Regions from separate parts of the Mus musculus genome. Here regions 2, 3 and 4 are each linked to region 1. Evidence: chromatin loops called from intact Hi-C (ENCODE). Cell type or tissue: heart. All regions are shown on one strand. Region 1 has its middle 11 kb from the start of Gm29862. Region 2 overlaps Lrig3 (leucine-rich repeats and immunoglobulin-like domains 3). Region 3 has its middle 130 kb from the start of Gm40797. Region 4 has its middle 29 kb from the start of Gm24179.

What was found. Hi-C counts contacts between places; a loop is a spot of excess contacts. Peaks named below come from ENCODE experiments on the same cell type or tissue, not always from the same donor. Only the 100,000 strongest peaks of a DNase experiment are listed, where the experiment ranks them.
Region 2: it touches region 1 in a loop (8-fold over the local background); 13 of 42 quality-filtered maps call a loop at or near these places.
Region 3: it touches region 1 in a loop (12-fold over the local background); 8 of 42 quality-filtered maps call a loop at or near these places.
Region 4: it touches region 1 in a loop (3-fold over the local background); 4 of 42 quality-filtered maps call a loop at or near these places.

Annotation. Positions count from the first base shown.
Region 1 is chr10:125,781,034-125,789,033 of GRCm38, forward strand. No RefSeq gene overlaps it. Among named protein-coding and RNA genes, the nearest start is that of Gm29862, 11 kb to the left of the region's middle. In heart, a CTCF peak has its summit at 4,011 (motif pointing right); no DNase peak of the experiment used is centred here; H3K4me3 peaks cover 2,677 bases; H3K27ac peaks cover 2,292 bases; H3K27me3 peaks cover 367 bases.
Region 2 is chr10:125,990,827-125,998,826 of GRCm38, forward strand. It overlaps Lrig3 (leucine-rich repeats and immunoglobulin-like domains 3), which reads left to right. Exons shown (of 19, transcript NM_177152.5): 4 at 3,592-3,723; 5 at 4,608-4,751; 6 at 5,789-5,932; 7 at 6,236-6,379; 8 at 6,778-6,921. Among named protein-coding and RNA genes, the nearest start is that of Gm29997, 15 kb to the left of the region's middle. In heart, a CTCF peak has its summit at 4,290 (motif pointing left); a DNase peak (open chromatin) is centred at 4,195.
Region 3 is chr10:126,526,648-126,534,647 of GRCm38, forward strand. No RefSeq gene overlaps it. Among named protein-coding and RNA genes, the nearest start is that of Gm40797, 130 kb to the right of the region's middle. In heart, a CTCF peak has its summit at 4,956 (motif pointing left); no DNase peak of the experiment used is centred here.
Region 4 is chr10:126,865,417-126,873,416 of GRCm38, forward strand. It overlaps a transcript of Atp23 not described here. Among named protein-coding and RNA genes, the nearest start is that of Gm24179, 29 kb to the left of the region's middle. In heart, CTCF peaks have their summits at 4,431 (motif pointing left) and 4,638; a DNase peak (open chromatin) is centred at 4,425.

The DNA.
Region 1 (8,000 bases):
TCAAGGCAGGAACATGGCTGCATCCAGGCAGGCACCGCTCAGGAGGAGCTAAGAGTTCTACATCTACATCTGAAGGCTTTGAGGAGGAGACTGACTTCCAGGCAGCTAGGATCAAGGTATTAAAGCCCATGCCCACAAGTACACACCAACTCCAACAAAGCCACACTTCCTAAGTGTGCCTCTTCCTTGGCCAAGCATTAACAAATCATCACAGTTATTACAATCATCAAAGTCCATATTTCTTGCACTGAGACTATAAGAAAAATAAACAGAAAGAAGGAAAAAAATAAGTATTTAAGTGCTGTTGACTGCCTCAGTCCGTTGGGAGATTTTTGTTTGTTTTTGTTGCCACAGTTGCCACAGGGGAGGATCATCTGGGAAATGAGAGACTCAATGGGCCAATAGGCAAGCCTGTGGGATATTTTCTGAATTAATAAGATATATGGGAGGGCTCAGCCCGCTGTGGCTTGTGCCAACCCTGGGTAGGTGGTCCTGAGTTGCATAAATACACAAACTAAGCAAGCTAGTAAATAGCATTCTGTAGTGGCTCTGCTTCACCTCCTGCTTCCAGGTAGCTTCCCTGCCTTAGTTCCTGCCTTGACTTTCCTCAACAGTGGACTATGATCAGGACACATAAGCAAAATCAGCCTTCCTCCCTGAGGCGCTTTTAGTAATGATGCTTATCACAGCAACAAAAGAAACATGATCTATGTTCTTTTTGATGCTCCAAAGGTATCCTTTAAAAGGTGAGAAAAGGCCACCCTACTTGAATCATGTTTACCACATCACCAAATCATTTCTAGGATGGTACAGTCTACAAGTTAAGCCTTTGGGCTCTGCCCTCAGACTCACATGTTCATGTCCAATGTCTCCTACTTTATGCTTGTGTCTGATCTTCACTCCCACAGCACCTACCTCACAGGAGGCTCTAAGAACAGGCATGAACTCACTTGGGCAGTCCCCCACTTACTCAGCCCTCAACAATCATTATGGAATGCTTTTTAATCATTTTTGCACATTTTACCACCCAGTCAGCCTTTATTTCAAGTGTTTTAAATGTGCACAAGGAGGAGACAATAATAAACATATGCAGGTTTTGAAAAGCAACTACATAGAAGTAATTTCTATTGGTCTGTTGTATTTTCCTTCCCCTGACTGGGGCCAGCTCCTTTAACTATAATTTGGGTTGCAATTCTTTCCTGTCCTGTTAGCTTCTTCTTCAGTTGCTTCCTGTCTCAACTTGTATAGAGCTTTCCCATGGTAAGACCTTTGCGTAGGAGACCACAGGTGTGCTCACCAGTGTATATCAAGCATGTCAAAGGGCCACCTTTGTCACTCGGGCCTAAAGTTTTCAATACTTGGTTGCTTGAGTGCTGTACCAGAATGCTGGCCACACTACCGGTAGCTTCTTGCTTAACTTCTGCCATGAGGAACTATAGAAATAGAGGTAACTAAAGGTTTCTCTCTTCTCAGGGCAGCACTACCCTGGAGTCAGAAACGGTTAAGTATTTGTTGACCTTATTCACGTACAAATTCAACTTTAGGTTCAGCCTCCTTATCATGAGTCATAAAAACTGCAACTTTCTGGGCTAAGGTTCAGCATGCGAAGCATCTTAATAAGTTCCATGCCCAGATGTTTAAGAAAAGAATGGGCCATTGTTTGTGACCGAGTACTAGTTGGAAGACCCAGAGGGAACATTTGACAGGATGAATGTCTTTTCTAAGGATCCTGCAGCCAGCTGGACATTCAGCTGAGCCATCAGGAGACTCAGAATATGGGCATTTCAAAAGTAAACGCCTCCTCCCCAGTCCCTACTCCACACAAAGTGTGGATAGAAGTGGGTAAACACGGCACATTTACTGCTTAACGTCTAGATGATAATCATTTCTGGGAGTGTGAAATAAAGCGGAGATCTTTAAGATCTTTAAAAGATGAAGGTATCCATAGATTACCGCTCTCCCCGCTTCCAGTTCAGTCTGACCCTTTTCTACTTGACAACAGACACTAAGATGTATCCGTACGGAGAACGTCCCCAGATGTGATAACAAACAGAAACGAGGAAGCGTGCATGCTTGATGTCCTGAGTGCTGACCTCCACACACAGCACATTTTAACATACTGGAAGAGTCATGTGAAGGTATTTTCCTCCCCAGCTGAAGCAATGATTTGGAGATGTGTGCATTTGGAAAGAGGGAGCCTCAATTGAGAAAGTGCCTCCACCAAACTGGCTGTGTGCAAGCCTGTGGCTCATTTTCTTGACTGGTGATTTTGATGTGGAAGAGCCCAGCTCACTGTGGGGTGGGTGGTGCCACCCTTGGGATGCTGGTCTGGAGTGCTATGAGATGGCAGGCTGAGGAAGCCATCACAGGAGCAAGCCAGTAAGCAGCCCTCCTCCATAGATTCTCCTTCACTTTCTGCCTTGGGTTCCTGCCCTGGCTTCCCTGGATGCTGATGCACAACCTGAGAGTCATAAGCTGGAATAAACCCTTTCCTTTCCAAGTTATTTTTTGTCATTGTGATTTACCAAAGCAATAGAAATGATTTCTAAGGTTTTAAGACAGACTTCATTAAACACAACATCTAAAAAGAATTCATTAGCTCACTGCATATGCCATGCAAGTTTCAACCTCGTCATTATTTAATGTAATTAAAGACATGGGAATCTACATTAATAGATGAGAGTGAAGCCACTAACCTCATGCAGAGAGTCCCCATGAGCTGTCTTCGTGTGGCTAGGAAGGAATATGTTTAGGATTTGCCTCTAATTTCCAAACACCAAGCTACTGTGTAATTCTTCACATTAGTGAGTTGGGAGATGTACCCCCGAGTGGTAGAGTGCTGTCTTTGCACTCCTTTCAATACCCAGAAATCAGAAAAAGAACCCCAAAACAAAAAGTTCACACTCAGACACATATACACCATGCCAAGGTAAGTGAACAGGCATGTACACACTCATGGGACACTCGTGTACACAAAACAAACTTTAGCTAGTTTCTTTCAGAATGTATTAAAACCATGAAAACTTCCAAAAATATGATTAATGTTTGTTGCCTTGCCCTGTACTGCCTGTGGCCCGACCCTACCTGCCCTTGGGGGTTGGAGGTGAAGTGACTTTGAGTCAAAGGCACAGACTCCAGAAGCAGGTGAGAAACTCATTTGAATGCCTCTGCAAGCTCCTTTAATACCTTCCAGTAGGGCTCCATTGGTCCCAAGAAAGCATCTCTTCTAAACAGCAGCTCCCAATTGACTGGTATTGCTGCCTGCTTCAGCAATCCTTGATCTCCAGGCAGCCTTCAATTGGGTCCTCCTGCAGGAGATGCCTTTGCAGCTGGCATTTATGCAGAGGCCGCACTGTTCCTCCTACAAATGATAAATCCATGGAAAGTCTGAATTGGAATAAATGCACTGAGAAGTCCTGACAATCTTTTGCAATGTATTTTAAAACATTGCCCAAGAAAGGACTCTTGCATTCATACCACATGATCCAGTAAAGTGAGGTAGGCCTTATGAAAAAAGGGGAATACTGACCACCACATCCCAGATGCTTGGTGCTTTTATTGGTCCCAGCTAAGGGTCTTCTCCATTCCTTCTTGAGAAGTTACTAAAGCATGAAGACATGATCTACCGTATTTGTTCATAAACAATTGTATGATCTTTCTACTACATGTGACCATCTCTATCAAGGCTCTAGTGTTTGAACAAAGTACGTTGCTATTTAAGTATAGAATGCATTAGACAACTCACGTAGCCCATATAGAGGATGCTTACTTACCATCTCCACAGCCACAGAGATAACTGAACCTATCTGTGAAATTTAAGAAGAATGGCAATGACCTTAAGAACTAAATTTTATTTTTTTTTTAACAGACTAAAGAAAGATACATTTTCAGGTTTATTATCTCTGTGGGCATTTGTGATGTTTACAGAGGACCAATGACCAGGAGGTGGGGGAGGGGGCAAGTGTGAGTTTCTATATCACTAACCCCAGTAAGGGTGCTACACCCTAGCACAGCTGACAGGAGGGGGCATTGTTGCTCTGTGGAATTCATGTACTAGGTCACCATCAATGCTAATGGGAAAGGGGTCTGTGTTTAACTCAGGCTATAACAAAAATACAAAACTCTTTATGCAGCAGAATAGCTCTAGTAAAAAGGCAGGTCGACTCCAAAGCTATTGTGTGCAGCTTTTCTCAACGGCTTTAAGATGGCAGCCAGACTTTTGACACCTTAAATTTGATTTGGTGGTAGGTAAACTTCATTTTTTCCATGGGCATCTCCCCTGGGAAGTTGTCTTCTGAAATGCAAAAGCAAAACCTCTGCTTTGGGAAGTTTACAACCATGATGAATTCATTTTTACTCCTCTTGGATAGTATTCACAGCGGGGAGAGTTGCAGACAAGACGAACAAAAATAAAATATCCCAAGACAAGCAGTTTCAGTGATGTGGTTCCAACACCGAGCCTGCCAGAGATCTCATGGCAAGTCCCATTACTGAGATACCTCCTGCCCGGAGGAGTTTGGAAATATACGTGCACACGCTGTTGGCTCCGAGCCTCTGCTGACGTTCCTCTCGCCCTCTCTGACACCCCTCCACCCCCAGCTTAGCAGTTTAATCAAATCTATCAGAAGAGACAGCTGTGGTTCCATTTTCATTCTGGAGATAATGAGCCGGAGTCTGTGAGCTCTCCTCCAAGCCACCTCCCAGACAGACACCTCATACACTGACAGACCGGCCTCCTGGCCAGCTGTTTCTCACTATTTGAAGCTGATTAGACCTGCAGCCTTTGAGGGCTAATAGCCGCTCTTAGCATTTTGAGAGGGCCACAACTTGAAATAGCCTCCTCCCTTTGGTGGTTCCCACAGCTCTTCACTGAACCATCCAGGAAATGTAAACAGGACACTACTTCACACTCCTGAGAGCCTGCGATGTTAACTTGTTTGCCCGACACTCACTGAGTAGCTTAATTAATTATCTGTGGGTGGCAGATTACATGAAGTCACCCTAGCCCATTAAGTATGCATTTCCTGCATCTAAGTATATTATGAAAACATGGCCGTGTTTTCTTCTGGAGTTCAGAGTGTTTAGAGAGCCTGTCTTGTTCTTTAAGGCCTGGCTGCTTCGTATTTACGTTAGACTGATCGAATTTCAAATGTGAAAGTAAAGATAAAGTACCTGAAAACGTTAAATCCAAGCCATGCGTCATTTGAACAAACTTCTGACAGACACAGAGGACTTGCTAGGGCCTTCCCCACACCCCCAAGGCCACAGAGGATCCCTGTGTGTTCACCCTCCTGGGCTCCTTGCAAAGAGAATTCTTTGTGCATTACGAAACCTTCAGACGAGGTTCCTGTGGGCCCCACCTGTGGCTGAAAACACTTAATTTGGGGTCTGAGTTCCTTTAAGAGACACTGCAATGCCCTGTCTGCCATCTCTCCCCCTACCTCGGTACTTATTTTCAGTTACATCTCAAAGATTAACAAACTGATGGCGATTAAGTTCTCAATAGGTGCTTCGTTGTTAGACTCCGTAGAAGAAAGCTCAAGGAGTCTTTCTAGGACAAAAACATCGAGAAAGCAAAAAATGTCCTTCATGCCTGCTAATAATTTTCTCTGTTCTGCACATATGTTTCAGACCACAGGAGTGGGGTGGAGTTAAGCTACAATACTATCCTTATTTTGGAGAAGGGAGGGGTCCCAGCTAAGCTATTCTAGTGGGAATTAACAGAGAGAGACAGAGAGAGACACATGACCGAGAGATTTTTGGTGTGTTTTTAGTTTCTAATTGTACATGTATTTCTGGCTTTTTTTAAGGAAGGACAGAGCTATAGGAGATCTGGAATCAGAACCTAAAGTGACCTACATAAAAGCAACGCTCTGATTCCCTAATTAAACCAAGCTGCGGCTGCGGGCTCTGCAAATAGCTGCCAAAAATTCATCCATTCAATCTTCCGCTTATCCTCCAGGAATGCAGAGGGGCGGGGAAGGGGGCGGCGGGGAAGCAGAGGCCGGGGATTGTCCTAGCTCATGTATTTGCTCTCCGGTGAGGGGGTCCTGCGTTCCCGGAGCACAGTCGCCTGGGGTTGGAAAGGATCGCGTGGGGGAGGGGGCTGGGAGGCAGGGGACCAGAAGGGGGATAAAGAGAAAAACAGACTAAATGTTTTAACAGCTGCCCTATTTTTCTTCACCTATTTTGCCCAGGGATCTGGTTTCCTTCTGGGAGGAGGGCTCTCCCTGGGTCCAGGCTCGCTCCGCAGGGCCTGTTTACTCGGAGAACCACAGTCCTCTTTCTCACCTTGTTTAAGTCTTTACTTTTGAGGGAACTCAGAGCAGGAAGAAGAAACTGGAATGGTTGCTGAGCTCCGAATTTTAAGTAGAAACTGGGAACAAAGTAAAGTAAAATAAAATCTGGCCCTCCCCACCCCCCCGCACCCAGTCTCCTCCTGCCAGTGCTTCTTGGACAAGAAAAACTGTTCTTCAGCGAAGATGGTCCCTCATTCTCTCATTCTCACATAACTTCCTTTAGCTGAGCGTTGCAGACGGTATGTTAATTGAGTATTAGATGACGAAGCTGCAAAAATCGGAGGGAATAGCGCTATTAGCCAGACACTCGGGGATTCCAGCACCACACAAAGGTAAAAACCAAATGGAAAAGACCAGCTATTTATTTTTTGCTGAAAAGAGTTTGTACTGTCACTTGGGGGTTTGCTGTGGAGAATTTTCCCAGACGAAACATTTGCCGACTTTCCCTCGATTTCATTCACAGACACGCCACCTAAACATACATTAGCAGCGCCTAGTCTAGTCTATCAGAAACTCAACGCTCCGGGAGGAATCCTTACCGCCAAACATAAGTCTTAACTGTTGCCAGGATTCAGTTACGCAAGAGGACTTTGGGAGACCCAGGTACCTCAAAATGGAGCACTCCGAATTGGTATTCACGACATGTTCCTCACTAGGGTCATGCCCAGGGAAAGCTGCAGTATTTGTCAGGGTTTAGCCTTCCCACCTCTGTCTTCTCCACTCAGTTTCAGCCTCTTAGCCAGAGACTCCAAGCTTCTGTCCCAACAGAGCATTGCCACCTAGACACTTCTGCAAAGAAGCCTCTGTCATAGGCTTCTTACTCCCAGTTTCAGATCACTGCGTTCGCATCACATACCTTTCCACTATTAAAATAAGTAATAATAATGATGATGATGATAAATAATTGTGATGCTTTCATCATTTTTTAAAATAGTTTTGTTTCTAGAGATTGAACCTAGAATCAAGCGTGCATGTTGGGCAAGCAATCTACTGTGTGTGTGTGTGTGTGTGTGTGTGTGTGTGTGTGGTAATGGCAGTGTGTGTACTGTGGTATATGTCTGTGGATACACAAGCAAGTACACATATACATATGTGTGCAGGTGCCTGCAGAGACCAGGAGAGGGCACTAGACCACTCCACCCCAGAGCTGGAGTTACAGGCAACTGTGAAGTTGTGAGCTGCCCAACATAGGTTCTAAGACCGAAACTCACCTTCTGATGGAGTAGCAACTGCTCTACCTAGTTTGTCTCTGTGTTAAACTCTGTGTTGTTTTAAGTTCCTGGGTGTGCTTTAAGTTCCAGAACCCATTAGAAGCCTTAATAATAGCTTCCAAAATGTGAATATTATAATGTTATCCTAGAAAGTTACTCAAGCTTGGTGGACTTGGTTAATTTTTCTTGTATTATAAACAATGATGGTATCTGTAGTTTCAATAATACAATGATTTCGTATTCTTTTGTTTCACTTTGTACTAAACAATACATTGAAGTGGAAACTTCTAGTTTCTTTAGGAAGTCAATTATGTCAAATGATGTTTTGCTGAGACACACAAGCGAAAGGATGTTTTCCTGGATCAGACACAGGAAAAAATGTTTTCCTGAAGCAGACACAGGCGAAAGGATGTTTTGCTATAGCAGACACGTGAAAGGGCCTGTGATGAAGGAGTATAAATATGACCCCACAGACAGTGGGAGATGAGCA
Region 2 (8,000 bases), 210 kb after region 1:
ACACCTGGTGGGCCTCTCTCTCCTTACCTCAAAATACTAATGTGCTCCATTTATTAGGAAAAAAAATAACTCCTAATAATAACACAACTAAACACTACACTATTGTTTTCTTTTTGTTGTTGCAGAATAGTGTTTAAGTTTGGGTAGTCTAGCCCCAGACAGCCTGGCCCAAACCAGGTGCAGACTTGAAGAGAGATGTGAGACAGACAGGGGTGGGTCTGGGCGTTTTAGCTGCTGGGTGACTTGGAGGAGGACATCCTGGTGATAGAAACATCGGGCTATGTATTTAAGAGAAAATTTCTGTCTCCCAAATTGTGGTTTTGTTCATCCCTTATACCCCGACCCTAAGGCCTCTTGGCTGGGCTTAGCCTGCCTGCCTCCATCTCCGGGACCTAGAGATTGACTAATTGTCTCGCTTGTACCTCACAGCTAGATCAAGGAGTTTGTGCTCTGGCAAATCCAGATGTGGGAAATGGTCAGAATCAGAGGTCATGGATGACTTGACTCTAAACAAAGTCTGTAATGCTTTATGGGAATCCGAGGAACTTGGTAATCTGGGACCTGTATGTAGAATTGCTGAATTTTCTTTTCTTTTTGAACTTTACTATTATCTCAGCTTGTTTCTTTGTTATCCTGTGTAGGATTTTTTTCTTGTCTGTCTGTCTGTCTCTCTCCCTCCCTCCCTCCCCCCACCCCCGGTGGAGTTACATTCTCTGATGATTTGGGTCTCTTAAAGATCAAACTGACAATAACCCTAAACTCCTTAAAGGGACTAGACTAAGGGTCTTGACTTCAGTGTGAGAGTGTTGTTTAGAGCCTGCGTCTCTGGAGTTCTCTCCTTACTGTTGTGGAGAAAGCAGCACCTGGTCTTTGCAGTCTCAGGAAGTCAACCTTTTTCTAACTGTAGTGGGTACAGATCCCTAGAAGTCTGTCTCCTCCAGGACAAAAGTGCAGGCGCAGATTGCAAGAGGCCCTGGTTATCCCTGTGATGGTGGATCAGTGAGCCAGTTGGATTTCTACATCAGTTTGAAAATAGAATTTGATTTTTTTTTTTTTTTTTTTTGGCCAGAATATCACTGATGCTTTGTGTTCTGTAAAAGAAACCGGGGATCGACAGGGACCAACCCAGACTTGCTATGTGAGGTGCCTCAGGAGTAGTTGGACTGGTTATGCAAAAAGCCCCAGTTTCCCAACTTTAGATTATATTTGAAAGAGAGAAATTACTCTGTGAGTGGATGGTGTAATGTGTGAACCGTGTTGAACAGAGGTGTTGACACCTATTGTGTGCCCCAGTATTTCTGGCTTCGTTACATTCTAACACAGCGACATGAACACGAATCCCTGCCTCAAAGGAGTTTGCAATATGGAAGAGGGTGGTGGTGAGCGTGTTATAGTAAGATGCACTGTAAAATTTGGGATCCCATAAAAGTGGTCTACCTAACTTCTGAGATGGAGAGGTGTGTCTGAGTTACTCGTAAGCAACACACATACCTGGGGGCTGTTTTCTGACTAAGGATCAGATCTCGTCGCTATTCCTTAGGGTCTAACGAGAAACCCTTGTTACAGTTGTTCCCAGCTTTTTAACTTAACATGGTTTCTCCTGCTATGCGATGGTCTAAAAAGTCCATGCTACCACCCAACAGCTGAGTGAAACAGGTGCAGAGACCCACAGCCAAACACTGGACAGAGCTTGGGGACTCTTGTGGAAGAATTGGGGGAAGGACTGAGGTCCCTGAAGTGGATAGGAGTACCACAGGAAGACAGACAGAGTTAACTAACCTGGATCCTTGGGGATCTCAGAGTCTGAATTACCAACCAGAGACCAAACATGGCTGGCTGGAGGCCTCCCTCCCTGCACATGTGTAGCAAATGATCAGTATGGTCTGATGTGGGCTCCCCAGCAACTGGAGCAGGGGCTGACCCTAGAGCTGTCACCTATCTGTGGATCCTCTTCCCCTAACTCATCTGCCTTGTCGGGCCTCAGGGGAGATGATGTACCTAGTACTTCAGTAACTTGATGTGACAGGATGGGGGTTGGGGGGTGGATATCCAGTGGGGACCTCCACCCTCTCAGAGGAGAAAGGAAAGGGGAGGAGGGGGGGTGGAGCATGGGAAGGGGCACCCAGCAACAGGGAGCAGGGATGTAAAATGAAGAAACATTAATGGGGGAAAAGGTCCACGCTACCTAAACCTATGTGACAGTTGAGCTGGCTTGCAAGTTCAGTTCGCTCCTGTTTTCTAATAAGATTGTCAAGTAGAACTCATGAGTATAGCGCTAAATACCAATAATGCTAAATACCTCTAGTACCTATGACCACTTGTGAGAATTTGGCTGGGCATTTCCCCATTTGAAATGCAACAGAAAAATGGTGGAAATGTTCCGTCTCATTTGCTGCTGTCAGGTACATTGGCTATTGCTCTCTTGACATATAGATATTATAATCAAGGAAGACTTTTGTGGTTGTGGTTATTGTTGTTGTTGTTGTTAGAGACATAATCTTCTTATATAGCCGGGCTGACCAAGAACATCTGCCACTGCATCCTGAGTGGTGACATTAGAAGTGTGCCTTCATGCTCAGTGACAGATACTTTGTGTGTGTGTGTATTTACATACTCGTAAAGAGCTATACGTAGCCAGTGACTGCCATTGTGGTCTATTTTGATCTGTTGTCCAGACTGGTAATGTCAAGTATCTCTTGATGACTGTCCTTAGGGACTGTGTTAGGTGGTAGCTCTTTTGGGATAACTATGCAATACTTTCTCTGGTACTGAAGCCTCTGTCAACTTAGTAACTGGTTGTAAAAACAGGGCCTCCTTCTAGCCAGGAGCTAAAGCAGCCACAGAGTGGTAAGGATTGGGAACTGATTGGCACTGCTGTGTGAGGGTACCTTCTAAAAGAAGAATCAGACTAGTAGTTAGGAGGACACAGGGCTGGCCAGGCGGGTCTGAAGGTAAAGACGCCTGCATGCAGTGCAAGCCTGCCCAGCTGACCAGGATGCCCAGAGACTGTGCAAACACAGAAATGGGAGGAAAACATTTAACTCCACAAACTTCTCTTCCGATCTCCACATGTGCAGCTCTGTCCCACTAATAGTAATAGCTACACTAAGTTTAAATACATGAGCGTACATATATGTGTTTTAAATATTCATTGTATTATATATATATAATATTACAAAATATTATATGTATAATATGTAATATATATAATATCCATAATATACTATAATGTATATTATGGAATGTAGAATAAGGGAGTGTAGCCTGGTGTTCCCACTCTGTGCTAGTTGTTTCATTTACTATCTAATAAAACAGGAAGATATTGAGAAATAATCTGAAAGAAAAAAATCCATCAGTTGTGTTTAAAAGCATGGCAACTCTATATGCGTATTATCCTGTCAGATTGGTGTAAGGACATTCTTCATATGATCTAGGATGACCTCAGAGCATACATGGCCATGGGCTGCTGACTGTCATTGAGAAATATGGTTTGGACCAACTAGTTTCTGAAGGACAGGTCAGGAGTAGGTGTCTTCTTCTCCCTTTGGATTATACTGTTGACCAGTTGCTGGGACTGTGTTTTAATTATAGGGCTGGGAACGCCATCGACAAAATCCTCCCTGAACAGCTGGAAGCCTTTCAGTCCCTTGAGACTTTGGACCTCAGCAACAATAATATTTCAGAACTGAGAACTGCCTTTCCACCCTTACAACTCAAGTATCTGTAAGTATAAATTACCCCCCCCCAGTGAGAATATTGTTATAACTGGGGACAGGGGTGTGTTTAAGATGCAGGCAACCCGACTTCACTACTATGGAGTGGAATGTAACTTTCTCATGGATTTGAATAAGTTGAATAGATTCAATCTTCTTTCTTACAATTTTGTATCACGATTATCACGATTTAAAAGCAAATGCTCCAAACTAGGGCATTAGTAACAAATTCCACACAAAGTATATATATATATAATGTAACAACTATTCGTCACCTTCAAAGATCTGTCAGTCTTTGCTGTTAGTATATGTATATTAGTTACTTGCTGCCTGTACTCAGTTCCTGACAAGAAGCCATTTGAGAAGGCTTGTTCTGATTGACAGTTTGAGGGCACAGTTTTATCATGGCAGAGAGGGCATGCTGGGAGAAGTGGCAGGCAGCCCTGTGACATTGTGGTCAGGAAGTCAGGCCAGATTATAGAACCCCAAGTCCCGCCCTCTGTGGTCTACTTCCTCTAGCTAGGCCCTACCTCCTGAAGATTCTACAACCTTCCAAAAGAGTGCCACCTGCTGGACAATAAGTGTCAGACCACATGAGCCTACACAGGACCTTTCTTATTAAAACTACAGTGTGTGAATCTTTTTATCTTTATTTACTATTTTCCTGGTACTGGATATAAACCCAGGGCTTCTTTACCTGGCAAGCACTCTGCCATCGAGCCATATCCCAGTCCATATGTGTAAACCTTAATTTGTTCACAGGGAACTCAGTATTAACAATTTTAAGGGTGCACTTATGGTCACTGGAGAGTCTCTGCAGTGGGGAGATTGAAAGCACTTTAACTTCCCGAAGAAACCTGAGCAAGCCTCGGCTGACCTTCAAACTCTCAACAGGTATATCAATAACAACCGAGTGTCGTCCATGGAACCAGGGTATTTTGACAATTTGGCGAGCACGCTCCTGGTGCTGAAGCTGAACAGGAACCGCATCTCAGCCATCCCTCCCAAGATGTTTAAACTGCCTCAGCTGCAGCACCTGTAAGTGAACATGGCCTCTAGGACATCACACTCTCACCTCTGAGCCTCTGGGGTCCAGGTCTGATGCCCACAGTGGGACAGGAGAAGTTTAGGGGCAAGCACGTGACTATCCTCGCTTTCATGGCGCAAGTGGTGGAATCTCCTGATTGGGAAAAGGCTTGCCAGTTACCTCATGCCAGCAGCTGCCTGACAGGACATGCTAGATGGTGGCTGAAGGAGCAGGGTGATCACTCTGCTGCCCCTTCACAAAGGTGCCATTGTGGACCTGAGGAAACCACAGCGTCTCTCCATAGCTGTGGTTTATGAGAATAATACCAACAACTTCAGGGTGCTTTGATAGCCTAAGTGGCAGTAAAGAACTGTCTCGTTAAGAATGGTAGAATGGTTTGTGAACAAGGCTCCCGCAACGGCACTTTTCAACCTTGGCTGCACATTACAGAGACTTGGGGAGCTTTTTAAAACCCCAGAGCCCAGGATTCACCCTAGACCAATTATACTAAAACCTCTGGGGGCTGCAATTCGGGCTTCGAGAACTTTTAGAGCTCCCTAGGTGGTTCTAGTGTTTGGCAGACATAGAAAGTGTTGCAGCCTGCAGGAAGGTACCAAACTGAACGTTAATTGGGAATGATGGTAGAGCTTTGCATACACGCGGGGCAGGATTTCTACACCATTCCCCGGCACCCCTCCTGCTTTTCTGGGATGGTTATCATGCTCGTTCTGCATCAACAAAGGCTGAATATAAATTTGTTGACTACTATCCTGAGTGGACAACCATTTAGAAATGAAAATCTAGTGTGTTTCCTTTATTATATTATTCATATATATATATCGTGTTTTACATAGGCATTCACTCCCTGTAATAAATTGGAGGGGAAAAAAATGAAATCCTTGTCAATAAAGTGCCTGGGAAATGGAAAACATTCTTGCAGTTTTAGCACTGACTGGGTTAAATATATTGCAGCGTATGACACGTTTTTCTTACCATTAGAATTTAATTGTCACATGAATTAACGGCTTAATTGTAATGTCCAACACAGTGAGCTGAACAGAAACAAGATTAAGAACGTGGATGGACTCACATTCCAAGGACTTGGTGCACTGAAGTCTCTGAAAATGCAAAGAAACGGAGTGACAAAGCTGATGGATGGAGCTTTTTGGGGGCTGAGCAACATGGAAGTCCTGTAAGTGTGGGTTACCGAAGTTCCCACTCAGATACACTGACCCCCAAATACTGAGTGGACACCTGGTAGCTCTCCTTTGAAAAGCCTCATTAGATTCTCATGCTATACAATCATAGTTATAATTACTTAGTCATGTTCCAGGTGAACTGCATGAATCTTTTGCTGATCTCCTTATATATCAAAGCCGACTATCTAGGCGTGTTAGGGATATGTCATCAGTTGCTTACAGCCAGCTATGCATGGCTTTGAAGAGAGTAGATCGTGAACTCTGGATCCCACCCTTGGTTCTCATTGTACATGCAGGCAGCTGGACCATAACAACCTAACCGAGATTACCAAAGGCTGGCTCTATGGCTTGTTGATGCTGCGGGAACTTCATCTGAGCCAGAACGCCATCAACAGGATCAGCCCGGATGCCTGGGAGTTCTGCCAGAAACTCAGTGAGCTGTAAGTTGCCTTTTATTCTCCTCAGGTTCGAGAGCAGGGATCCTGCTGGAGTAGGAGTTTCTTACCATTGACCTGTGAAATTTTTGCAACAAAGTTGCCAAGGCGACAGCCGCTTTTCTGTGTGCCCCTGATGCTGTGTTTTCGGCTGTGATACTTTGGAGCCAATGCCTCTCTTTGCAGTTCTTTGTCGAGTTGACAGAAGTAGTCATTGTTTCATGGACTATTTATTTAATTTTAATTACTGGGATTAGGAGTAATGTTTACCTGGTTACTGTAAGGCAGAATGTTAAAACAGGATTATTGTAGTTACATTTATTACCTCTTTTTTAGAAAACAGATTATTATGTTGAATGGAAAGATAAAAGCTTTGTTGTTGTTGTTGTTGTTGTTTTTTGCAGAGACCTGACTTTCAACCACTTATCAAGGCTAGACGATTCCAGCTTCCTGGGCCTAAGCCTACTAAATGCCCTCCACATTGGGAATAACAAAGTCAGCTACATTGCTGACTGTGCCTTCCGGGGGCTTACCAGTTTAAAGACTTTGTAAGTTACACATTTTGCTCTTGGTACACGAGCCTAATTGGTTCCTAAATGTGCCCACTTTTCTCCCAGCAGATTTCCTTTGTTGTTGAGGAAATGTGTACAGCCTCAAAAGTGGGCTCTTAATCTTTCCCAGAGCAGTCTGATTAGAATAGATCTATTTCATCCATGTGTGTTTCTTAAAGGGATTTTAAAAGGACGCTGATCAGCGTGCCTGGTGATTGCAGTGTCCCTCTTCCACGGCATCGCTAGGAAGTTCAGAACTGCTGAAGAAAAAAAAAAAAGAAAGATTTAAGTCCACTAAGTTTTGTCTTTATAAAATGCAGATTAAAAACAAGACGCAGCAGAAAGAACTATAGAAAGGGCCTGAAGGGAGCCGAGTGTTTATTCTTCTGGTTCCCACCCTTTGATTTCTGTCCTCAGGAAGAAAAGCATTGCATTAACTGACCTGAAAAATCTCTCCAATGTTAATTTAATGTGGGCTTCAGGATTTTGCACTCAGAAACCCTGCGCTCTGTCCCATCTGAACCATTAGAGTGGAAAGACATGCTATATGCTTTGGCTCTTCTCTGTCTTTGTGATGGGGACTTGTTTTTCTTTTTCCTTTTCTTTTCTCTTTCTTTCTTTTTTCTTTTCTTCTTCTTCTTCTTCTTCTTCTTCTTCTTCTTCTTCTTCTTCTTCTTCTTCTTCTTCTTCTTCTTCTTCTCCTTCTCCTCCTCCTCCTCCTCCTCCTCCTCCTTCTTCTTCTTCTTCTTCTTCTTCTTCTTTTTTTTTTTTTTTTTGAGACAGGGTTTCTCTGTGTAGCCCTGGCTGTCCTGGAACTCACTCTGTAGACCAGGCTGGGCTCAAACTCAGAAATCCACCTGTCTCTGCCTCCCAAGTGCTGGGATTAAAGGCGTGCGCCACCACTTACTGGAAGGAACTTGGTTTTAAATTTTAATGTATATTTCAAGTTGTTTGAGACGTGAGTGCTTAGTCACCTTCACTTAACAGGGCCAGGGTTACTGTCTTGATTTGGGGGAAGTTTTTAAAGTGTTGAGTGCAGGGTTCAGGATGTGAAAGGCACCTTGGAGAACTGAGTT
Region 3 (8,000 bases), 750 kb after region 1:
GTATTCCCAGAATAAGAAAAAAAAAAAAAAGACACAAGAATCCTAAGAAACAGTTCCATTCTCTCTCCTATGGGATTTGCAAGCATATGGGTCAGGTTCACCATGAAATCTGTGGTCCCCGATATGAAATGCGTGTGCAGAGCACTTGTACAAAGATTTCAAGATGGCAGACCTTCAGCATAGAAGGCTCCTCTAAATATGGAACACTGGGTAACCTTGCAAGCCACACATCCACAGAGCTGACAGCCTTGTTCACGTAGGTGGACCATGTGTGGAAAGTAAGGTGACCTCCAAGATCCCACAAAAATATGTCCAACTGGGTTAGCAAAATGATCTAATGGTCAGAATGCCTCAAGCAGGCCTGACCCCTGAGTGTGATGCTCAGAATCTACTGTGGAAGAAGAGAAGTGACTCCTAAAAGTTGCCCTCTGCCGTATGCCCTGTACACATAGACACTCACACACAAACACACACACACACACATACACGCATGAGCGCGCAGGGGAACACACATGGACACCACTAACACCAACAACAACAGCAACAACAATAATAATAAATAATTTTTTAAAGAAAAGTCTAAACAACTAAGGTCTTAGATGGAGTGCCTAATCCTGTAGCAACCAGCTGGATGGTGGGAGGGGCCCAGGAGTGGGGTTTGATTAAGATGAGCTGCCATCATTACACAGCTGTGTGACTGCCTGGCTTCAAAACGCTCTAACGGATGCACAGCCAAACTGCAAAGTTTCAGTCCACGGAATCTCCTTGTAGATGCCTCTTCCTCCATACTCCAAATTGCTCCAAACTGGTCTCCAGTCATTGTCATCTCTCAGAGGAAATATACATTATGTTCCATACCCACCAGGCCCCCTGGATGCCCCATCCAAGCCCACTCTCTGCCTATCTTTCCTCCTCTACTGCTAAACTGATACTCCTACAAGCTAAGATAATAAGAGTTAATAATAGCTTGACACCTAAACCTATTATTTCTAAAATAGTTCACTTGAGAGGAAAACAATCTAAGCCCCTCTGGGTCCTGAGAGAGCTGTGTGAAGTGGAACTGAGTCCAGTTTAATTTAAGATTTTGCTTTATTTTTAAACTTTAAACATGTGTATGAATCCTGCCTCCAACTTAACAAAACAGTTGTGTCCATTTTAATATCTTTAAGAAATTCTAATGTGTCAAATTGCTTCTCTCTGGAACAAAATAAGTTGTCTGCTTTTTCATTTTTCCTCCAGGCATAAACAAAATATTTGATCTGGTGCAATTCAGACAAAACACTGCACTGATGTGGGGAAGCCGGGGGCTTTTCATTTTATGCAGGATAATTAGAAGTTAAAAAACACCTGTTAGCAAGGTGACAGAACTTGTTTCTCCACCATGAGCTGAGGCAGTCAGAGCTCCACACAGGCCCTGGGAAGCCTGCAGTAGCCTTTGGTACCCACAAAATTAGCATCTGTGTTCCCAAAGTACAAGTTCACCTCTAGGCATCTTAACCAGTCCTCTTGGCATCTTAACCAGTCCTCTTGGCATCTTAACCAGTCCTCTAGGCATCTTAACCAGTCCTCTTGGCATCTTAACCAGTCCTCTTGGCATCTTAACCAGTCCTCTAGGCATCTTAACCAGTCCTCTTGGCATCTTAACCAGTCCTCTTGGCATCTTAACCAGTCCTCTAGGCATCTTAACCAGTCCTCTTGGCATCTTAACCAGTCCTCTAGCAGCCCAAGTTTCTTGATAACACAAAAGTAGTCACCTTCCTAATCAGGCATTCTTTGAGTTATTCAGAAAAGATGAGATTGGCCAAAGGAAAAAAGTAGACTTTTTGGATTTTCTCGAACAGCCTGACACTAAAACAGTTTACCTAACAGAAAGTCACACTTGGCCCAGAATCCATCTATTCCTACATCCACACAGTTGACTACAGACCCTACAGTTACTTGGTAGCTCCCTTGTTCCAGGAAGGCCGAACATTAGCTGGCTTCCCTTAAATAAGATTTGCATGTTAATTACTAGTTGACTTTTAATAGCAACAAGAAAATAATTGTCGGCGTTTCTTGACCGCTCCATACCTGTGTTGTCCTAGGTCACACAGTGCAGAGGAAAGAGGGTTGTCTTTTCACTAGTCATTATGAGGATTAGAATAATCATAATCTTTCATTAGAGCTAGCCAATATTAGCTGATTTACATATGCTGTTACGTAATCCTGTTAATAATCTCCCTATTAATAAGCTAATAAGATCAAAGTAGAAAATAACAGCTTGGATCTTACTGGGTTCACACAGAAAACTTTGTGCTTGCTTCCTTTCTGTCTCTAACTGGGCCCTGGTTGGCCAGTGATCTGACTCTAAGTGCCCTGGTTGGCCAGTGTTCTGACTCTAAGTGGGCCCTGGTTGGCCAGTGATCTGACTCTAACTGAGCGCTGGTTAGCCAGTGATGCATTTCCAAAGGATGGCATCTGTTTCATCTGCTTCAGGAAGCTGCCTCTGATGGCAATGACAGATGCCCTCTGTTTTCCTCTCTGTCCCAGTAAAATTTCACCTGATGTTTGTTGTTTATCTCACTACCTCCTCTGGGCGAACCTGCTTATCCTACTGAAAAGGGAATGCACTAGGCTAGGCTAGTCTCTCAAAGGAAGGTCAGTGCCTAGATCCGGAGAGCTTGCACTTAGAAGGACACTGAGTTTCACTGAAAATAAGCATGATGGGAAAGGCTCAGGCAAAGTGCTTCCAGCAGACATTCAGAGCTTAGGAGTCCTCTCAAGTATGAGGGGTAAAGAAAAGCCTGATCAAGGTGTGTATCATGGTTTGAGTCTGAAGTTTTGCCAGCAGCCCGCTCCTTCAACCTCACACAGTCAGTCCACCTTTGGGGCCTTTGCTCCCTCCTCCATATCATTCCCCAATCCAGTCTTTACCTGGCTGTTTTCTTTCCATCGTCAAAATCTTCAAACGCCAGTTCGTCACAGAGGCTTTCCCTAATAATACGCTCTAGAACAACCCCATCCCACATGCCAGCCATGGGCTACGATGGTGTCTCAGTCTCTGAGGGAAAGCAGAGAATCGTGCCTCTCCCATCGTGCTGGAAGGTGAGCTCCTTGACAACACAGATGCCTTCCTACAGACCAGGGCACACCCACGACCTGCGCTTTAACCGCTCACTCCTCAATCAAACGCACCTTCGAGGCAGAGGCATGGCGATCACGTGACCCGATACTGCTGCTATTATTTTACTCTAACCACATGCTGTACCATCATCAGGATCCTTATTCTAATGGTCTCCAAATTAATTTAATTGGGATTATGAAAGTCACATGCAAGTTAGTGTTAGAACAGGGCTAGAATTCCAGTTTTGCCAACTTAAAACCCCACTTTGAATATTAAAATGCAGAAACACTGGACTTAAGGAGAGATGACCTACATAAGAGACAGCCCCGAGGAAATATTTTTAAATCACTTCTGATGATTCTGGATTATGAAGAAAACGCTGGCTCCATCCTTTGAAGAGAAAAACTTAAGGAGCTTTCCAAACAAAAGAAAAATCCTAGTTACTTACTTATGGTTAAAACTGTGTCAAGGCAACCATTACTCTTCTCATTTTAGAAACAGAGACTGGTCTTTCAGGAAGTGTAACTAACAGAGAGAGTAAAGGTTCTAAACTCAGTGGAGTCCCTCTCCAGTCAGCCCTGCCTGCCTCTTGCTGCCCAGACCTTGGTGGTTTTCAGCAAAGTTGGAGAAATGGAGTTGTGTGCCTGAGCCCAGATGAGACCCAACTTACGCATAGTCTCAAAGACTTTTGCCCTGACTATAAGGTGACTGGTGGAGTTCTAGGTTGTAGCACCTGCCCCGGTACCTCCCCTAATCCTGCTAAATGTGAGGTCTGCGACAAATACCCAAGAAAATCGATTTTGAAATGCATTGAGAGGCCGCGGGAGTGGGGAAACGTCTGGGAATGTAGTCAAAATGCTATAGAAATAAGGATATGTCAGGAAGCAAAGGGCCCCAGGCTGTGAAATAGAAGATGATCTTGCAAGGTGATCGGGACAGCATTTTTCAAGGCTGCAAGTAGTAAAAAGGGGATGAGAGGAAAAGATGAGATTTTTCAAAGCAATATCATATTTAAGGTTTCTTGGTTCCCCGCGATATAAAGTTAAAGATCCAGGAGGAGAAATCAGGACTTTGATGGTCACATCGCTCCGGCACTTGGATGTTATACTCAGCATGCGTCTTCTTAATATTCGGAGACTATATTTCCTCTTTCTAATTCTTAATATTTGATCTTTTTTTTCCCAAACAAATACCTAGTCTACATTCCTGCTGAATTCACCAGGGGGAATTCTTTTCAAGATGCAACAATGTCTGAATTTTCTGGATCTCCTTCATTGACCTTAGAAAATGGTCCTTACATCTGCATATCTCATGTGCCATTAATTAACTTTGATACTTCATTATTAATGAACTTTTTCGGAAGCTGTATTTCTGTACTGCTGGGAAGCCACCTTCTGGGGGAAAAAAAAAGGAAGAAGGAAGGAAGGAAGAAAAAGGGCACTAGTCTGCAAGTGGAAACAGGTAGCCTGCCACCGTCACACCATGGAAAGAACGAGTTTAATTCTGTCTTAATGGCAGAATAAATGGAATAGGGATAATACTTCACACTAATAAATTAAATTTGGGTCATCGGTGTAAGATAGAAATGTTTCTGATAGTTACAGCCTGGGATGCAGAAGCTGGAAAAAGCTCAATTGCTCTGCGAAGTGTTCTTTGTATTTAAAAAAGGAGGCTATCATTTTAACATTTCCCTTAACTTTGCTAAAAATAATAACCATGACAGAATGCTTTTCTCCCCTTCTAACAGGGATGCCAAATTGGAAAAAAAAAAAAAAAAAAAACATAAATAAATAAATAAAAATTTTTTAACTACTGAAGAACCACAGTGACCCCTACTGGAAATAGGTGGAATTGGACCTGGTCTTAAGGTAAGAGAGTGTGCAAAAACATTTCTCTCCACAAAAAAGTGGGAAAAAAATGTTAACTCAAAAAATTCATATTCATGCCTGTGCCTGCTTTCCTTATCCTCTAGATAACCCATAATTTTTTGGCTATAGTTTATGTGCTTGTAATCATGCTGTCTGAATTTTGTATGTATGAAGAAATGGCAGCAGCCATTTCCCTGTGGTATTAAATTTTTCATAAGTGTCCTTTTTGATGTAGTACAATCTATTCAATCATTTCTTTTTACTACTAAAGCTCTGGAAGAATTTTTAAAAATATTTTGAAAGAAAGGAAAATTTAGCAAAGTGACCTGAATAGGATTGGCAACACATTTCAAAGAAAGAAAATCCTCCGGCAGATAGCTCAACATGCTCACTGGGACCCTTTGTAATTAAAGTGCCCGTCATTCAGTGGACACCTGCTGTGTTTAAAAATGCTAATCTTAAATAAACACCATGACACAGCAAGAGAAAGGAGATACTGGAGAAACTTGACCAGGGTAGGCAAGAGGTGTGTGCTCAAAGCAGTGCAAGGCATTGCCCACTGTAAACACTAGGAGCTTCTTAGGAAATCACAGTGGAGTAGACAGCCTTCTAGAAAAGCAACTGGGGCAATTCTCATCACTGTGCAGGTGAGAAGGAAAGAGCAGATACAGTAGCAAGGAATGAATAACAGAAACGGAACCAGAGACTGGAGTCCCTGTAGTTTCCTCCCATTGGACGGCAAGTAGATAATTCTAGAAGGGGACTTAGGAGAGATCACCTGTTACAAACAAGTAGGTCTGCCCTGAACACCAGCTTTGTCCCCGCTCACCCTTCCAGGAGGTTGTGTCAGTTGCGACTCTGGAATTACAGAAGTGATACAGGCCCATTGTAAGCAGAGGAAGCCGAGAGGTTCAAAAGGGATGGATACATCGTAGCCATGCTGAAAAGACAAGATTTCATCTCACCGGGTGTCTCGTATATAGATGGTGCTTTCAAAGTCAGAAATCTCTCCCCTTGAAATCATGCCGGAAACTGCTCACCTGCTTAGGAAATCAAACCCTTTTATCGTTCCGTACGCAGTAATGAACTATCCTGTGTCAGTCATCACAGAAATACATATACGCTCTGAATTCAATGCTGCAGCAAGTTAAATGAATTCAGCGCTGTAGCACCATCAAATCTCCTTAAGTCCCAGACATTTGAATACTTGGTCCCCATCTAAGGCTGTTTAGGAAGGACTAGGAGGTGAAGAGGATGTATCTCACTGGGTGTAGGCTTTGAGGTTTTAAAAGGCTCAGGGCATTCTGGGTTCTCTCTCTCTCTCTCTCTCTCTCTCTCTCTCTCTCTCTCTCTCTCTCTCTCTCTCCTTCCTGTTTGTGATTTCTGATTGTCTCAGCTACTGCTCCAGCCCCTGGAGCCTACTATGTCCACTCTGCCATCAGGGACTCTAACCCTCTGGAACCATGACCCCAAATAAACTGTTTCTTCTGTAAAGTTGCCTTGGTTGTGATATTTTGTCACAGCACTAGGAAAGTAACGAAGACAAACATAATTGTATCTAATAGGTCTAAACATTTTTTGAGGCACACACCAGTTTCCTCTTCAATTCAGCATGTGTAAGGCCACTAAAGTAGCTTTGAAAACAAAAGGGCAGCCCCTCCCATTCTATTTCCAAACAGAAGGTGGCATGAGATGGGAGGAAAGCTAGAAAGAGACATCCTTGGTTGCCCTGTCCAGGTCCATGGTGTCTGATAAAACTAACCCTGCCAGCTGCCATGTGTGCTGTCCACAAATAATGCCCAGAGCCACCAGAACTGAAAGATTGCTCTGTGCAATCAGAGACTCAGAGGTCTCACATCTAAGAAGCACAATGTAACCACCCAAAAGCTAGTTGAAACTTGAAACTAGCTCTTTACAACAGAACTCCTCCAAAATCTAGAGGAAATACATAGGGTCTCACACACACACACACACACACACACACACCACAAACACACACAGTCTTCGGCTCCTTTTGCCAACCACAACTATGCCAGCACCTCTCCTACTTCAAAATTCTTCACAGAATCAAAATCCATCGTTTTTTCAAAACTTCCAGTGATGTTAGACAAATGAAGACAAGCCATAGAGCAAGCATAGTGTATCCACTAAAAGAAAACATTTGATTGAAAGGACCCAGATGTAGCTGTCTCTTGTGAGACTATGCCGGGGCCTAGCAAACACAGAAGTGGATGCTCACAGTCAGCTAATGGATGGATCACAGGGCCCCCAAGGAAGGACCTAGAGAAAGTAGCCAAGGAGCTAAAGGGATCTGCAACCCTATAGGTGGAACAACATTATGAACTAACCAGTACCCCGGAGCTCTTGACTCTAGCTGCATATGTATCAAAAGATGGCCTAATCGGCCATCACTGGAAAGAGAGGCCCATTGGACACGTAAACTTTGTATGCCCCAGTACAGGGGAACGCCAGGGCCAAAAAGGGGGAGTGGGTGTGTAGGGGAGTGGGGGTGGGTGGGTATGGGGGACTTTTGGTATAGCATTGGAAATGTAAATGAGCTAAATACCTAATAAAAAATGGAAAAAAAGAGAAAACATTTGAAAAACACTCATCTGATAAAGGACTTGTGTCTGAAATATACAACAAGGGGTTGTTAATAACTAACAATGTAGAAACAAGAACTAGTGGGAGTTTTTTTGGTTTTTTTGTTTTGTTTTGTTTTTTAAGGGCAAGGGATGTAATTGGGTAGGGACAAAAGACACCTTGCTAAAGAGGTTACATGCAAAATGATGTGAAAACACTATACGCTACTAGGGAGTATGTTCGAGGATACAACCCACCTATTGCATCCCTTGGTAGCTGAAAATAATTATCAATTTATAATTGCCAGAAAAAAAAAAAGAATGTTGTTGGTCAATGATAAAATGTTTCTCTATGGAGTCCCAAGAAGACAGGGAGGAGATTGTCTCAAACCTACTCAGAAAAGCCTTTGAGGAGACATCTACTTTAAGAATCCCCCAGACAGACAA
Region 4 (8,000 bases), 1.1 Mb after region 1:
TCAACAATGTAACAATGACTTAGTTTCACTTCCCCGGGATAGGTAATATATGCTACATTGCTCAGCGTGGCACCTCACAACTGTAGTCTTCATACTAGACACAAGGAGGCAGGAAGACCGCAAGCATCCGGGCAGCCAGCAAGCTCTTGTCTCAAAAAAATAAAAAGGTACCAGAATAAGATGGACGTCGGCACAGCTCTAAAGAAGCAAGGTGTCTTAGCTTGGGTTTTTAATTTCTGTAAAAGCACCATGGCCAAAAAGCACACTGGGGAGGAAAGGGTGTATTTGGCATACACATCCATGCTGCCATTCATCATCTAAGGAAGTCAGGGCAGGAACTCAAACAGGCAGGAACCTAGAAGGAGCCGATGCAGAGGCCATGGAGGGGTTCTTACGGACTTGTTTCCCCTGGCTTGCTGAGCCTGCTTTCTTAAAGAGCCCAGGGATGATCCCACCCAAAATAGGCTGGGCCCTCCACCACCAATCACTAATTAAGAAATGCCCTGCAGCTGAATTGAATGGAGACATTTTCACAGTTGAGGCTCCCTCCTTTTGGATAATTCTAATTTGTATGTCAAGTTGACACAAGACTAACCAGCACAAAAGAGTAGAGACTTCCGGCTAGCCGTAACTTGCAAGCCAACAGTATTACTATAAAATGCCTACAATTGTCTATTCTTTAAACTCAAAATCCATTGACCAATCTTCTGACAAGAATGTCCGGGCTGTGGAGATGGCTCAGCCAGTAAAGCACTTGTCCTGAAAAACCTAATGATCCAAGTTCCACCTCCAAAACCTACAGAAAGCTGGGCCCCACAATCACGCCTTCTGACCACCACGTGAATGTCCATGCACACATGGTCATAAAAAGTAACAATTTTTCCTAGAAGAATGCACATGGCCCTTAATTTCCTTCTTTGTCTGACAAACGGCACAAGGACAAGATGCATTGATACAATGAAATTGTGTGTGTGTGTGTGTGTGTGTGTGTGTGTGTGTGTGTGTGTGTATTTATGTGCACCTATGTATATTATGTGCATGTGTGTTTATGTGCATTTATGTGCATCTGTGTAAAAGGACAAAAGCCAGCAACCTAGGGCGTGAGTCTCAATGATGACTCTTTATTCAAATCCAGTGTTTGAGTTCCCCCCTCTTCACAGCGACACTGGATTAATTAAAGAAAATACTAATTGTTCAATAGGAGAGCAAATCAGAAAGCCACATTAAGAAATCAGTAGAGGGCTGGGCGTGGTGACACACGCCTTTAATCCCAGCATTTGGGAGGCAGAAGTAGGTGGATTAGTTCCAGGACAGCCAGGGCTACACAGAGAAACCCTGTCTCAAAAGAGAGAGAGAGAGAGAGAGAGAGAGAGAGAGAGAGAGAGAGAGAGAGAGAGAGAGAGAGAGAGAGAGAGAGAGAGAGAGAGAGAGAAGAAAAAAAGAAATCAGTAGAAGGTCTAGAGAGATGGCTCAGCAGTTAAGAGCACTGGCTGTTCGCTCCTGAGGTCCTGAGTTCAATTCCCAACACCCACATGGTGGCTCACAACCATCTGTAACAGGATCCAACGACCTCTACTGGTGTGTCTGAAGACAGCTACAGTGTACTCATATAAAACAAATAAATCTTAATTTTTAAGCAAGCTGAACAAGCTATGGGGAGAAGCCAGCAAGCAACGTTCTTCCCCGGCTTAAAAAGAAAACAGACATCAGTAGAAACAGTGGTCTGTTGTCACTCTCCTATTTTGAAAAATGCTGAAACAATACCACAGGAACTAAAACCATGCTCCCATTCAAACCTAAGGCAGGTTTTCCTCCTCTTTTAAACTGAAAATCCCTCTCTCTGAAGTAGAACCTATCTCACATCTCTGGGTCCTATCGTAATGCCTGTAAACTCGAGGGGATGAAAACATGTCCTCTAACCGTGACGGCCATAATGAGCTCCCCTGAACCATACTCCACGGAAGATACACGCTTCTCAATAGTGATGGCCGTTCTATTAAAAACGAAGGGAAATGTCTCTCAAACCATACTCCGCGGAAGATACACGCTTCTCAATACTGATGGCCGTTCTATTAAAAACGAAGGGAAGAGACGAAACCAAACAGAGAGGTCCAGCTGTCTGCTCCTGGGATCTTAGATCGTAGGATGCTGAGGCCCCTTTTCCTCAGATGCTAATGGACGCTACGTCAGCATGCTCTAGACAGGCTCGGGTGCCCATTTGTATTCAGGGCTATCCACAGTAGCCAAGTCATGGAATCAACCTAGGTATCTATCAGTGGATACGTAAAGATAATGAAGGGCCGATCCACAATGTAGTTCTATTCAACCATAAAGAAAAACAAAATTACATCAAGTACAGGAAAATGGATGGAACTGGGTATCGTGTTAATGGAAACAAGATAGACTCGGGAAGACAAATGCAGAATCCGGTTTTATTTTTTAAGATATAAAAGTATAAGGAAGATTGTTTAAAAGCAGAAAAGACACAAAGACAAGGGGGCAGGGAAAGAGGACCCTAAGGGAGTGTCATTAAAGTACATGACATACACACACACACACACACACACACAGATTATTTTGTACAATCAATATATGTTAGTAAAAAGAAAAATTGGGAGAGAATAAGGATCCTTTAATCGAATAAGTTTGAGAAATATAAACTGTATGAGATTAATTATGTATTTCACAGTTGTAGTTTTTTTTTTTTCTTTTTTGGGGAACCTTCGATACAGGGTCTCACTGTGTAGCTCTGGCTGTCCTGGAACTCACTCTGTAGACCAGGCTGGACCTGAATTCAGAGATCCACATGCCTCTGCCTCCCAAATGCTGGGATTAAACGTGTGTGTCACCACCACCTGGCTGGCGATAGAGTTTCTTAAGAAAACCTTGTTGTAAAATTCCAGGAAAGGGTTAAAGTGTGCAACTTTTTCCAAAATTGATGAAATGTATCACACTTTGAAAAACAACATCTTTCAAAATCAGGTTTAGGAAGTAATGTGTCAAACAGATGTTTAATGTGTATGCTTTGTTTATTAGAATACTGCCTTTTTGCTTAGATTCACCATTCTTCTGACCCTCCACACAAACAGAAACAGCGACTACTTAATCAGGTTGTTATGTGACTGAAATGAAGTCAAATATAGTCAGACACCAAAGTCATAACAGTCAGACCATGATGGACAAAATTCCAGCCAACAACGGACCACAAAAATGCCAGGAGTGGTGAGTTATGCCTGCTGTCTACGCACTCACGAGACCGAGGCAGGATTGTGAATTCATAGCAGGTCTGGATACACAGCTAGTCTCTATCTGAAAAAAGAAAACAAAAACAAAATAACTATACATAGGAGGCTGAGACTGCTGGATTCTAATGAGCTGAAAAAGTCCTTATTGGCCATAAGTGCAGCTCCCACCCGCATTGAAGGAACTTCTCTTTGCTGTAACAGACAGAGACCATTATAGAAAACTATAACCAATCAAGACGCAGAGAACAAGAGACCTGACTGTGTCCAGTTCCAGCTGATACCTCTACAACACAATTCCGGCACCTAAGCTTCAGGGATCATTGCAGTAGAGATGGAAAGATTGGAAGAGCCAGAGGAGCAGAAGTTTTCTGGGGTTTGTGTCTCCTAGAACTGCCAGGGGGCTGTGCCCATGAGTCTCAACAACATGGCTACCTAACAAGGACAACAGCAATGGACACGCTAACGTGGAAGGAGGAAAGCTCACAGTACCTCAACCGCAGTCAAAGAAAGACTAGCAACTGGGAATACTGAGAGCCAAAGAAATTGTCTTCCCCAAGGAAAAGCCTCACAACTGGTTATCCAATGCCAAGTGATCGGGTCCAGAGATTGTCGACATTCAGCATACAGGACACATTGTATGAACTAAGCAGTAGTGTGTGTGCACGCGTGTGTTCCTGTGTGTGTGTGTGTGTGTGTGTGTGTGTGTGTGTGTGTGTGTGTGAAATCAACTCGACTCTCACCACTCTCAGACATCAGAACTGTCACATTTGACTCCTGTTGTAGTTGGGAGCCAAGTCAGCCCACCTAGCAATCCCACCCTGTCTGGGACTTTCGCTTCTCTACCCTGATAAATACCCACCCACCCTTGACTCTTTCTCACAGTGGAAGATCCGAGAGGGAAAAAACGCCAGGATCTAAGCACAAAAGGAAGCACAGGACTTTCAGATGTCAAAGCCGAGCCGAAGGACTTCCTAAATCAAGGCGCCTAGGCGAAAAGCTATACATCATTTAGGGAAATGCAGACGCTGGAGAGTGCACTAGACCTGCATTTAATTTCTAATCTGTTTTTGCACCGCTGCATGCCAAAGTTGATTCAAATAAATATTTAAATAAAACCTGAACTGCACAGAGTACTGAGAAAATGACCGGATCGGGTGTGACTGGAAGCTCATCGGTGGTGCGCGTGCGCCCTCTGCTGCTGGACAGCGCTTCCAACAGCTCACTCTCCACGCGGCCTATTTCTGTTCCTCTTTAATGCTGGAGGGGTGGGGTGGGGGGTGAAGATAATATTATTATTTTGGTTTGTTTTGCACATAACAAATGGAAATCCGCATGCATAAACTTGATTTGTGGTTCACCCTCATCTCAGAGAGATGTCATGGACAAAAGCACTCAGAGATTTCCTGGAGGCTGAGATCATGGAGTATATACTATTCTTTCAATGATAAAATGTCCTGACTGGAGGGAGTGGCACATGCCTATAGTCAACTTGGGAGACGGAGGAAGGACGGTGCCTGAGATGTTTCTGACTTTGAGAATGTGGCTGTGGTCATGCACAACTGTGATCCTACCTCTTTGAAAAAATAAATAATAAGTAAAATGTCCCATAAAAGGTATTTTACGTGGGTATCCTGACAGCACATCATTGAGGTTCAAATTTTATTCACGATATAGACCTTTTTAGTCTTCATTTTTCTGTGGCTTACTTCTCAAGATTGCCAGATTTAACAAGCATAAACACGCCCCGTGTGTTTCCGTAGGATCTTGTTACAAATTGGGGCTGGAGAGGTGGCTCAGCAGTTTAGAGCACTTGCTGCTCTTGCAGAGGACCCAGGTTCAGTTCCCAGTGTTCTCAAGGAGGCTCACAACTGTCTGTAGCTCCAATTCCAGGGAGATCGGACGACCTCTGTGGGCAATGGATGAACACGGTGTGCGTACCTACATGCCGAAAATACTAATACACATGTCTTACTTAGGGTTTTTATTACTGTAATGAGACACCATAGCAGAAAGGAAGATGGGAAGGGAGGGTTTGTTTGTCTTACACTTCTGTATCATTGTTCATCACTGAAGGAAGTCAGGACAAGAACTCAGGGCAGGAACCTGGAGGTGGGAGCTGATGCAGAGGCCATGGAGAGGTACAGCTTCCTGGCCTGCTCATTGTGGCTTGCTCAGCCTAATTTCTTGTACAACACAGAACCACCAGCCCGGCAGTGACTCTACCCACAATGGACTGGGCCCTTCCACATCAGTTACTGGTTAAGAAAATGCCCGACAGCCAGATCTTCTGGAGGCTTCTCAATTGAGGTTCCTCCCTTCAGATAACTCTAGCTTGGGTCAAGTTGACAGAGACTAACCAGCACAACACATAGCATAAAAGAAATAAATAAATCATATATATATGTAGTTTCCAGGTCTGGTTACAGACACCTTTAATCCCAGCACTCAGAAGATAAAGGCAGTGGGCCATAGTGGCACATGCCTTTAATCCCAGTACTTGGGAGGCAGAGACACTTGGCCTCTCAGTTCGAAGCTAGCCTGGTCTACAGAGTGAATTCCAGGAAAACTAGGGCTACACAGAGAAACCCTGTCTCAAAAACCCAAAAGAAGGAGGAGGAGGAGGAGGAGGAGGAGGAGGAGGAGGAGGAGGAGGAGGAGGAGGAGGAGGAGGAGAAGGAGAAGGAGAAGGAGAAGGAGAAGGAGAAGGAGAAGGAGAAGGAGAAGGAGAAGGAGAAGGAGAAGGAGAAGGAGAAGGAGAAGGAGAAGGAGAAGGAGAAGGAGAAGGAGAAGGAGAAGGAGAAGGAGAAGGAGAAGGAGAAGGAGAAGGAGAAGGAGAAGGAGAAGGAGAAGGAGAAGGAGAAGGAGAAGAAGAAGAAGAAGAAGAAGAAGAAGAAGAAGAAGAAGAAGAAGAAGAAGAAGAAGAAGAAGAAAAGACAAAGGCAGGTGGATCTCTGTGAATTCAAGACAAACTTGGTCTATATAAGGAGTTCCAGGAAAGTCAGGGCTACTAGAGAGGCCTGTATTAAAAAATAATAATAAGTTAACACAGTGGCACATGTCCAGCTATTTGGGACTATGAGACAGCAGAATTCCAAGCCTGAGAACAACCCAGGCTACACAGATCAGTTCAAGGCCAGCCTGCAGCAGAGTAAACTCTCTCCGTCTGATAAAACACTAAGTCACCGAATAAAACAGGTATTCACTGTTTATCTAAAATTCCCGCTTTACCAGGTTTTTTTCTCTGTTTTTTTCTGATAAGTTTACCTCCATTTTCCTGTGACCTCTGAACTTCACAACTAAAATTATTTTCGCTTACGCTAACCAGAGCAGTTAGCTCATCTTAATAAAGAATAAAAACAAAGCATCTCTCCCTTCATTTTCTGTTTGTCCCCTCGAGTCTTTAACATCGGATCTAAGAGTAAGAGCCTAGTAAGGAGGGTCAGCCAGACACGAGACTGAAGTTCAAGAAACTTGTTCTTAAAGTTACTTAATGAAGAAACGTAAAGAACTCTCTAGTTTCTTTTTACAGCAAAAGTATTATACAAAACCTACATAATATTTTAAAAGTATAATAGTATAGTAGTCTAAACTATATAATCGTTTAGAAAGAGAAGGACCCTCCGGATGCAGAACCCTCCAGTCCTGAACCTCCTGTGGGAGCCTTGAAACTCCAGGATGCCCAGCCCCATCTGTTGGCCAGTCATTACATAAGATCCCTGAATCCAGAAACTCAAAGAATTCCGGGCTCTCTAAGGTGGTGGGGGTGATGTAAGCAGACAGGAAAGGAATCCACTCCCTTGGGGCTGCCAAGGTCCTTCAAGGACTACTTCTCCACTTTGACGTCTGTGTGTGAATTGAAGCACACGGACTGAGAGCTTTTGAGTCTTTCTAACCAGCTGCTAGCTGTTGTTAATGCTCAGGACCAAGGGTTCCACTTAGACAGCAAAGAGCCTAGGGGACCAAAAAAAAGAGGTAATTTGCTATAATATGGAGTAATATAAGATCTGTGTGTACTGAAATAGCAGGTCACAACTACATTACTGTCATAATGTCACAGCAGCTGTAGAAACGGGAAGGATCGAAATGGGAAGAAAAAGAAAAAAAAATCTTGATTGTTCTTCGGGTGTTCTCTGTGCTGTCTTCAGTGATGTCTTCTGTCTGTCACTTTCCACCAGCAGAAAAAGACTGAGTGCCCGCTCCCTGCCTGCTCCTCCAGAAATGCTGCCAGAATTTGGGTGAGACCGTTCTACACCCAGCATCTCAAAGATAGCAGCCATCTAAACCACATAAGTTCAAGTCATATTAGAAGTTGGTTCACAGGTCATTTCTGCCTGGCGATTCTTAACCATTTTGATCAGTCAGAGCTCCAAGGAGCAACTTCCGCAGTCCATGAAAAGGTGTGAGGCTGATCAAATCAACCCTGGAAAGCATAATTGACAAATCTCCTCGTGTGGTTTTGAGAAATTAATCAAGACAGGTCTGGTGGACCTTTGCTGAGCCTCTTTGGGACAAATGACTCAGTTCCCGATGCACTGTTATAAAGGAAAACTCCAGCTGCAAACCCCAAGGTGACCCATTTATCCACTCGGTTGGAGAATAATGACTTCTTAAGCACAGCAAATAATTCCGCTGGTTTAAAACCAATTTGGTTAATACGATTAAATGAACTATTTGATCTTTCGGGTTCAAAACCCATCAATTTGACTCACGCGTTAACATTTTAATAAGGACGTAAGCGTCTTCCAACAACGTTTC